Regions from separate parts of the Homo sapiens genome. Here region 2 is linked to region 1. The links are chromatin loops, found by intact Hi-C in ENCODE. Cell type or tissue: OCI-LY7. All regions are shown on one strand.

Region 1 (5,000 bases):
GCCTGCCTCCAGCCTTCTCCCTTGAACCCCAGACTCCTCCACTGGGAAGTCTGGGATTTCAGACCTCACGTGTCCAAAACAGATTTCCTCCACCAGCCAAGACCTGCTCCTTGAAGACAGTAGTTGTCCTCCTTCCCGTAGCCCACATGCAATTGGTCAGCACACTCTGCTGGCTCAATCTTCTGCTTCTCCCTTGCTGCCAGCACCATCCCTCACCTGGGACCACTGCAATAACTTCCTTTTGCTTTTAAACTTAGACACCCAGAATCTCAAACAACAGCCGAGTGACCCTGTGAAATGTAAGCCGAGTCTCTCTCCAGAATCCTCTGGTGGTTTCCCATCTCTCCAAAAATCAGAGGCCAATGATGGCTACAAGGCCTGTGGTGGCCTGGACCCACCATCCGCTCCCCATCCTCATCCTCCGTTCTCCCTGCAGCTCACTAGGCTCAGCCACGCTGGTCCCGGTGCGTGATGGTGCCGAGGCTTCCCCCCACATCTGAACTGTTGCCTGCCCTTCTCTGTCACCCCGTGCTCACTCCTTCCCTCCCTGTAGGAAGGCTTCTGCCACAAAGCCTTCTCCACTGCAGCAGCCCCTTCCCTGCATTCTTACTCTCCAGTGACCTCTCACTCCCAGACACATAAGTTATCTCATTGTAAGCACTGCAGAGACTTAGCCTGTTGGCTTCACAGCCACACCCCCCTGCACGCAATGGGTGCTCAGTAAATACTTTGGAATGATTTGAAGGACAGTGACCAAGAGAAGGGGATCTCCTTCAGGCCCAGACAGGAGGACAGGCACAGGCGCTGGGGGTCGCACAGCCCAGGCTTACCTTCAGCAGTTCATAGAGCAGATCCATCTCATCCTTGCCCCGGGGCTTGGACTGGTCACCCATAAACCGCATCAGGGCTGCAGGCACGATAAGAAACAGGGCACATAGCTGGGGCTGTGCTGGGGCTGGCCCCGGCTCATGCTGTTGCTGTGCAGGGCCTTCACCTGCCATCTGATGCCTCACTCTCAAAATGCATAGATGCCAGCCAGGGCAGCTGGTTGCAGCTCGACTCATGGGGAAACTGAGGCTCCTGGGTATCCAAGGCCCCACACAGCACATAGCATCCTCTGGACCCATGGACTGCCTTCCAACCCCAGACTCCACACAACCCACAACCCTTGAGTGGGAGTAGAAGCGGGTGAGGGCCCTGGGGTCCAGGAACCACCAGTGAGCTTCCCGGAGTTGGCAGACTGGGACAGAGCCAGGCAGAGCTCAAGGAGATAAGGGGACCAGACACCCAGGTTCATGGCACTGCAGACATGGGGACCCAGGATGCCTGTGGCCACTCACCCAGGAAGCTGGCTACAGCCAGCTTGCTCACATCATCACTGAGGCTGAGGAGCGACTCCTGGATGGGAGCCTGTGGCCAAAGAGAGGAGGCCATGGGTCTGGGGGGCCGTGGGGGTCAGAGGGCAGATCTACGGGCCAGACCCCTCCCTGCCTCTCTCCCACCTTGGTGTACTGCACCAGGCTGTCCGTGTCCTTTCCTGCGGCACCTCCATCAGTCTGGCCCAGCCTGTGGGGGGCAGAGGGAGACAGCCCAGCTTGTTTGGCCCTCCTGCCTTCATCCCAGCCAGCCAGGCAGGGAGAGTGCTAAGAGCACAGCCCAGTGGCTCTGAGCAGGGTGCTCTCTCTCAGGAAGACTGAGGACAGACAGGCACAGGGGTTGGCCCAGTGCACTCACAAGGCCTGGGACCTCCGGAAGTAACGCCGGGCGAATTCCTGCATGGTGTAGCTGTGGGAGTCGGGCAGAAAGGCATAGGCCACAGAGGACAGGCTGGTGGCCTCCGAGTCGTCACTGTGTGCCTGGCTCCAAGGGTGGGCAGGGCGCTGGGATCACAAGAAACCTGGTGCCACCTGAGTGTCCAGTGCCCTGTCCCAGGGGTCCTGCCCCAGCCCCATCCCTCCCCAGCCAGACACCAAAGGAGCAAGACCAGAAGCCAGGAAAGTGAAGAGCTGTTTATTAAGCATCTGCTGGGGCAGCCTTGAACTAAGTACCACGTGGGACACAAGAGCAGCATCCAGCCCAGCCCCTGCCTGCAAGGAGTGCACAGTCTTGCTGGAGAGACAAGGCGAGCCATCAGGAGCGGGCAGAGGGGCAGCCACAGGAGACGGACAGCAGGGTGGTCCCACCGCATGGCAGCCTCGGGAGTGGTCAAACCCCTTTCCTTCCTCAGTCTCAGGCAGGCCTTGCCTCTGCTTGTCCCTCTCCCATCTTCCTCACCTCTGAGGCCCTGTCCCACCGAGCCAGCCCTGGTTCCCCGTTGGACAGCTGACCCTTGTGCCAGCCACTCCTCTGCTCCTTGGAGAAGGAAAAGTCGGGAGCGGCAGCCGGCTGCACTATGTCGGCAGGAAAGAGTCCGGAACGGCCCCCGGCAGAGCCAAACTGCCAGCCTGGAAGGCACCCAGGGATGTGGCTCACCCACTGGACCCTCTGCCCCCGGGCAGCCTCTGCCAAGTGGATGCCCTCCCTGTGTGAGCCCCTGCCGGCCTCTGGCGATACCTGGCTCCAGGGTGGCCACCGGCAGCAGCTTGATGAGGTCCCCACGGTGGAAGCTGAGGAGGCTGCAGTTGTCAGTGATGTAGCTGCGCAGGGCGATGACATAGCCGGAGTCCTGTGGGCAAGCAGGCGAGGGCCTGGAGCAGCAAGTCTGCCTGTGCCTCCCTGTCCTGCCTGCCCACCTGCTCCCCCTGCTGGCCTGCCCCTCCACCTAGCACCCCAGACTTCCAGGGATTTGGCCCAAACTCCCAGCCCCTGCCCCCACAGGGAAGACGGACAGGGAGATGCAGCATCGGTGAGGGCTGTCTGCCCGGCCTCTCAACCCGTGCCCCACACTTACCTTCTTAAGCTCATTCAGGAATAGCTCAACCAGCGCCTCGATGGCCCTTGCCCGGGCTGTGTGCAGCACCAGCTGCTCGCTCTTCAGTGACAGCTCCAGGGTGGAGCCGCCCCGGCACTCCACACCCAGCACCTCCGCAAAGCTGCGCAGGGATCGGGCATGAACTGAGGTCACCTTGCCACCTGCCCCCACCTCTAGCCCAGGGTCGTGGGCTAGCGCACCTGTATGAGCAGAGAATCTTCAGCTGGTCGGGGCGGAGGCCGGGGCCTTGGGTCACCTTGAGCAGTCGCAGCCCACGGTGGGACACGGCTAACAGCTGCACGTCGCTGCCACTCTCGCCCTACAGGAAGGTGGTGGGTCTCGGGCAGTCTCCTGGGTCCTGCTACTGCCCAAGATGCCCTGGAGCTGCCCAGGGCCAGTGGCTGGGCTTTGTCCTTCCCCTGGCGTCTGCTCCCCGGCTCTCCTGCTTGTGGTCTGTGCCCATGCACCCCAGGATCCAGGCTGGGGGCCTGGCATCCCTACTCCCTACCCCAGCGCCACTGACCGAGACAGGAAAGAAGCGGGAGAAGTAATTGGCCCAGTTGTCCCGAGCGGCCACCACGATGCGCTTCTTGACGCTGTCTTCGGTGGTGGTGAGAGAATCCAGGTCCACCTCCAAGCCTCCTGTGGGCAGGAAGGACCCAGGCTGCCCTCTGCTCACACAGAGGGGGCTCTAGAGTTTGCTCCCATGCTGCTCCCTCCTTCAGGGCAGGCGCGGCCCCCAGCACTCAAGCTCCCAACTCCATGGTCCCTGGACCCATACCCAGCAGGTCTTTCATTTTCCGCCGCTCATTCTGGGAAATCCGGATACAGGACTCGGAGAAGGTGTCCCGTAGGATCTGGGGGCAGAGCGAGGTGGTCACCACCAGGTCCTGAGACAGAGCCCACCCCCAGAGCAGCCATCCACATGCATGAAGGAAAACCTGAGGAGGCCGATGGAGGGCGCCCTGGCCCCCATGGCCTGTGTGCTCAGCAGAGGGCCTAGGTGGGGCAGGGAGGGATGGAGGGCTTGGGCCACCTCCATTCACACGTCTCACCTGTCCCCTCCCCTGCAACTGCCAGCCCTCCCTTTTCACTCACTGCCCAGAGACCCCGTGGTAACTGCCCTTGGATCAGCCCAGATACAAGATTGTTCGGGGCAGGGGGCAGGTGCTACTGCAGAATTAGGGGGAACAGAGGCTCACTCCTGGGAGCGTTCAGAGGTGGCAAAGTGACAACCATTTATTAAGTACCTACTGTGTGCTAGAGCCTGTGTTGTGCACTGTACGCACTTTGCTTTTAAACTTTATCTATAAAACTAGATGAATAATGGTCCCTACTTCTTGTTGTTGTTGAGACACAGTCTCGCTCTGTCACCCAGGCGGGAGTGCAGTGGCACAATCTCGGCTCACTACAACCTCTGCCTCCCGGGTTCAAGCAATTCTCCTGCCTCAGCCTCCCAAGTAGCTGGGGTTACAGGTGCGTGCCACCACGCCTGATTTTTGTATTTTTAATAGACATGGAGTTTCACCATGTTGGCCAGACTGGTCTCGAACTCCTGACCTCATGATCCACCTGCCTTGGCCTCCCAAAGTGCTGGGATTACAGGCATGAGCCACCGCACCTGGCCATGGTCCCTACTTCTCAGGAATGTTGTGAAGGTTCAATGAAGGCAGGTCTGGGCACACAGAAGTGCCCCCCAGTGCTGGCTGCCAACATGCCCTACGTGGTGTTAACCTGGCCCAGCCATTAGACAAAGGGCACGAAGGATGCTGTCTCTGCAGATGTCTCAGGCTGGCAGGTGGGCCAGCTCTCACCTGCTCACAGAGGAGCCTCAGGTAGTAGGGATGGCTGAAGTTCTCCCGTGGGTAGAACACCTGGAGGAGGGCACAGAAGGGCAAAGATCGGTGGGTCTGGTGCCTCTTCCCAGCAAGCCTCTGCCCTCCCAGGCCTGGAAAATCAGCCTTGAGATGGTGGGCTGTGGGGAGGGGATGCTGGGGTCCCAGGCTGGGATGCACAAAGCCTGCCGCCTCCCTGCCAGCCCAAAGAGGCCAGGCCAAGGCCCCACCCTCATGCCCACCTCCTTGCGTAG
Region 2 (5,000 bases), 130 kb before region 1:
GCCTGAGTGTCCTGTGTGCATGGCACAGCTGGTGAACCTTCAACTTGTGAAGCTGTGTTTCTTCGTGGTCCCGTGGGCATGAACTCATGTGCGCTTGCACAAGGCTGTGTGTGTCTGTCCCCCAGGCACTGGTTCCTGTGCCCCATGCACAGATGTGCACTCCATTGCATTTGTCCAAGGCTGCCTTAACCTCCATGTCCTCTAGTTGCTGGCCCCTTTGCCCTCTCTGGACCCAGTGGACTCACTCTGTACCCAAGACCCCCACTGTCCTCTTGTGGGTCCCAGGTCTCCACTCACCAGTGTCATCGGAGACGCTGGGCCTCTGGCTGCCCGATGGAGAGCGTAGAACGTCATCGCTGTACATAAGGAAGCTGTCGTAGTCCTCCCCGCTCTGGGCGTCCACGATAGGGATGTCAGGGATGATGGGGACTGCAGGGCAGGGGAGTGAGCCAGGGCCCTGGCTGCTGCCCCCTGCCCCCCTGCCCGGTCTGCCCCTCACCTCCCTGCCCACCACTCACTGGACATGGGCCTCTTGGGCTGGGTGGCCAGGTTGATGATGGCCTCCCGCTCAGGCCCCCAGCCGGCCCCGTTGCGCGCCTTCACCGTGTAGCGGTAGGGCTGGGACTCCCGAAGGTTCTCAATAAGCAGCATCCGGTTCTTAGGGTTGTCAACCAGCACTTTCTTCATGGGCCCAATAGGTCCTGGGGCAGAGAGAGTGCTTCAGAGGGTCACCCAGGTCCCAGCCTGGTCCCAACACCACCCCTGACACAGCAGGACGGCCGTGCATCCCCTGGATGGCACCCAGGGGCTGGGGAAGCAAGGCAAAGCCAGCCACTGCTGAATTGCCGCCTGCGGAGCCCTGAGCGTCAGCATGACTGGCGTGGACATATGTCACCAGTCCTCCAAGGGACTCTGCTGAGTAAGTGGCAGAGCCAGGGCTGGACTCAAGTTGGCCTCGATGTCACCTCTACCCATATATCCACGGTGCCTCCACACAAGGCAAGGGCACGCATAGGGGTTGCCCACCCTGCCTCCCTTCCAGGACTGGAGAAATAACTGTTCTGCTAGGCACCTCTGATCTCGGGCTGCTAGATAAAATAATGTATAAAATAATCCTTTTTATTTATTTATTTTTAGACGGAGTCTGGCTCTGTCACCCTGTCTGGAGTGCGGTAACACGATCTCGGTTCACTGCAACCTGCGCCTTCTGGGTTCAAGTGATTCTCCTGCCTCAGCCTCCTGACTAGCTGGGACTACAGGCATGAGCCACCATGCCTGTCTAATTTTTAGTAGAAACGGTTTCACCATGTTAGCCAGGCTGGTCTTGAACTCCTGACCTCAAGCAGTCCACCTGCCTCGGCCTCTCAATGTACAAAATAATCTTTTAAAGTGCTATCTGAAATTCAGAACCTCCTGTATTTCTGTTTGCTAAATCCGGTAACTTTCCTCTCACCCTAAGAAAACCATGCACGTGTGAGCTCCCTGGTTACCTGCATGGGGAGGGGTACCCCTGGGCCTGTGACCTCACTCCACATAGGTAACCACCCACCCTGCAACCTTCTGGGTTTGGTCTTAGAATGCAACCCAGCCCAAATCTGGCCAAAACCCTAAAGATGCCTCAGGCTTATCCGCTGACCAGGATGAAGGCCTCGAGTGCCCTGCACAGCAGGTCCAGGGAGTGACCAAGAGCTCCCTCCAGCTTTGTCCCCTCCCCTTCCATGGCTGTTCTCCCTGTGGGCAGGAAAGAAGGATCTGGTTCTTACGGTTGTCATCGTTGACCAGGCCATAGCAGACCTCGTAGGCTGTGATCTCACCGTTGGTCTCAGCCGGCTCAGCCCAGCTCAGCTGGGTCACCGTGGAGGAGACGACATTGAAGGCCAGACGCCCTGGCTCGCTGGGCACTAGGGAGCGGGGAATACAGGAAGAGTGCTGTCAGTGGCAGAGGGAGGGAGGTCTGGGCATGCTGGCATCAGGGCAGCCAGGGGACAAATGGACAGACATGGCGAGGCCTCACCTTCCTGGTGGGTGCGGCAGGACACCAGGGAGCTGTAGGGTCCCTCGCCCTGAGCCCCGTAGGCGCACACCTTCATCTCATAGTCGCAATACGGGTACAGGTTGGTGAGCTCCACTGAGGGCACCTTGCTGTCGAGCAGGTGGGCTTCGGATTCGGAGTCACCCTGAATCCAGTACTTTACCTACCCCCAGGGACAGGGGTCCTGGTCAGCAGGGAGCAGCAGGCACCCAAGCTGCCTGTCCCTCCTCTGACCTCTGCCCTTACTGTCCTCTTTGCACAGATGAGGCCCGAGGGAGGGGCTGAGAGATCTGCCATGTGCACACGTCAGGACTAGGGCAGAGCAGGTGGGGGTATCTCCCATGCGGGGGTGGGAGGGGGCCCCATTCTAGGAAGGAGGGCAAATGTCTGATAAACTCAGGAATGGGTCTTCCCTCTTTCCCAGCACAGACCGGGTTTCCCTCTGACCACCTGTGCTAGGTTCCACTGTCTGCTCTCTCTCAGGGGGCCCTGGCCTTGGACGGCCCACCTCTTCTGTGAGTGCTGGTGCCAGACCGCCCATCCACCTGTCGTGACCCTCAGCCCCCCGCCTTACCCTGTACCCCATTGGCTTGCCAGAAGGGGGCAGCCAGTTGAAATGGATCTTCCTGGACCCAGCGGCCTTAGCATTGGGGTTCTGCGGGGCGCCCAGGTCGCCGTGAGGGGGTGGCTGTGATGACAACATCTGACTCGTGAAGCTCCGGTCCAGTTCATCTAACGGGTCAGGTTGGGGCCGGGCAACCACTCAGATCCCCCTTCACCACCAGGGGGCGCCAGAGACCCACTTCAACACCCAGGGCGCTCTACCCAGCGCATTCAACTCAGACCTGCCCACCCGCGTCTCTGGAGACCTGGTGGTGCCCCATTGCTGCCACATAGAGCATCCTGCCAAGCTTGGCGGAGGACCCAGGAGGGTCTCTGGAGGAACAGAAGCGGGAGGGAGTTGGTCTGCCCCTTTCTCCCTTGGCAGCTCAGGGAACATTCCACATGAGAACATTTGCTCCCCACCCCATCTCCACACTGTACCCTGAGTATCTCCCTCCTCTCCCATCTTCCTGGCAGGCTTTCTCCCAGTTGGGAGGCTGAGGGCTGATAGGAACTAACTGGCCCACTCCTTCCTTCCACAAGCATCTGCATGTTAGTTGGAATTGAGGCTGAAGCCAAAGGGCCAGGGTCTGATGGGAGAATTCCTATTGTGTGGTGACAACAGCCTCTCTAGCTGTAGGGTTGCCAGATAAAATGCAGGATGCCTAGTTACATTTGAATTTCAGATAAACAACAAGATTATTTTTTCTTGGGGGACAGGATCTCATTCCATGGCCCAGGTGCTGTGCAGTGGTGCGATCACAGCTTGCTGCGGCCCAGACCCCCTGGGCTCAAGTGATCCTCCCACCTCAGTCTCCGGAATAGCTGGGACTGCAGGTGCACACCACTATGCCAAGCTAATTTGTTTATTTTTTGTAGAGACGAGGTCTCACTATGTTGCCCAGGCTGGTCTAGAACTCCTGGGCTCAAGTGATCCTCCCACCTTGGCCTCCCAAAATGCTGGGATTACAGGTGTGAGCCAGTATACCCAGCCCATTTTGCAAAAAAAAGGATAAGTATGTTCCAAATATTGCATGGGACATACTTATCCTACCAACGTGTATGTTGTTTACCTGAAATTCAGATTTACCTGGGCGTCCTGTGTTTGGATTTGCTAAGTCTGACAGACCTAGTTGAGAGACCCCCCAGTCTTCCCTCTCCTCCTGCTTAAGCCGACCCCCAGGCTCTGCCTACCTGGGTCCCTGATGATGATGGTGGTGGAGTGGGGCTGGCCCAGGTGGGCCCCAAACTTAGGGTTGCTGAGCTGGACGTGGAAACGGCGGACCTGGCGGCCCCGCAGGAGGGAGTCAACTTCTTGCAGCTCCAGGAGCTTCACCTGCAGCTCTTTCCAGGCCTCCCCAGGCTGGAACAGCAGCTCACCCTCCACGGGGATGTAGTCCTGGGAGTGGAGGGGGTCAGGGTCAGGGTCATGGCTGGGGGCTGAGGCAAGAGTCATGGCCACACGCTCCCTCCCAACCTCATGGACACTGCAGAGACCATCCCTGCTTGCTGGGTGGAGTACTTACACGAGGTTCAGGTTTTTGTGTTTTTTTTGTTTGTTTTTTTTTTTGAGGCGTAATCTCACTCTGTCACCTAGGCTGGAGTGCAGTGGCATGATCTCGGCTTACTGCAACCTCCACCTTCCAGGTTCAAATGATTCTCACACCTCATCTTCCTGAGTAGCTGGGATTACAGGCACCTGCCACCACGCCTAGCTAATTTTTGTATTTTTAGTAGAGATGGGGTTTCACTATGTTGGCCAGGCTGGTCTCGAACTCCTGACTTCAAGTGATCCTCCCACCTTGGCCTCCCAAAGTGCTGGGATTACAGACATGAGCCACCATGCCCAGCCACGTTTCTGTTTGTTTGTTTGTTTTTGAGACAGGGTCTCACTCTGTCACCCAGGCTGGAGTGTAGGGGCACAATCACAGCTCACTGAAGCCTTGACCTCCTGGGCTCAGGCCATCCTTCCCCTCAGCCGCCTGAGTAGCTGGGACTACAGGCGTGCACCACACCTGGCTATTTTTTTTTTTTTTTTTTTTGTAGAGGCACGGTTACCCTATGTTGCCTAGGCTGGTCTTGAACTCCCGGCCTCAAGCGATCCGCCCACCTTGGCCTCCCAAAGTGCTGGGATTACAGGCGTGAGCCACCCATCTTCCTTTCAGTGCCGTGGAGCATGCCTGAGCTTTCCAGGATAAGAACTGGGAGGAAAAAGAAAATCCTTCACATAGAAGACCACTAGGTGGCACTTCAGGGCAAGATTTCAATTCCAGGCGCAGCAGCCAGGGCGATGGCTGGGGAGGCAACCTCATGCCACCCAACTCAGAAAGTGAGACCCATAGTTGTAAAACAAACAAACAAAAAA

Evidence for each region. Hi-C counts contacts between places; a loop is a spot of excess contacts. Peaks named below come from ENCODE experiments on the same cell type or tissue, not always from the same donor. Only the 100,000 strongest peaks of a DNase experiment are listed, where the experiment ranks them.
Region 2: it touches region 1 in a loop (9-fold over the local background); 89 of 110 quality-filtered maps call a loop at or near these places.

The regions. Positions count from the first base shown.
Region 1 is chr17:75,617,911-75,622,910 of GRCh38, reverse strand. It overlaps MYO15B (myosin XVB), which reads right to left. Exons shown (of 64, transcript NM_001395058.1): 42 at 4,989-5,000; 43 at 4,726-4,785; 44 at 3,693-3,768; 45 at 3,435-3,553; 46 at 3,112-3,230; 47 at 2,891-3,032; 48 at 2,554-2,665; 49 at 2,275-2,444; 50 at 1,735-1,880; 51 at 1,503-1,566; 52 at 1,341-1,410; 53 at 831-907. Among named protein-coding and RNA genes, the nearest start is that of SMIM5, 13 kb to the left of the region's middle. In OCI-LY7, a CTCF peak has its summit at 2,777 (motif pointing left); a DNase peak (open chromatin) is centred at 2,720.
Region 2 is chr17:75,747,875-75,752,874 of GRCh38, reverse strand. ITGB4 (integrin subunit beta 4) reads right to left here. Exons shown (of 40, transcript NM_000213.5): 27 at 3,830-4,034; 28 at 2,607-2,764; 29 at 2,015-2,195; 30 at 1,764-1,901; 31 at 519-701; 32 at 298-429. It also overlaps a transcript of GALK1 not described here. Among named protein-coding and RNA genes, the nearest start is that of GALK1, 15 kb to the left of the region's middle. In OCI-LY7, CTCF peaks have their summits at 2,588 (motif pointing right), 2,796 (motif pointing right), 4,676 and 4,883 (motif pointing right); DNase peaks (open chromatin) are centred at 2,834 and 4,894.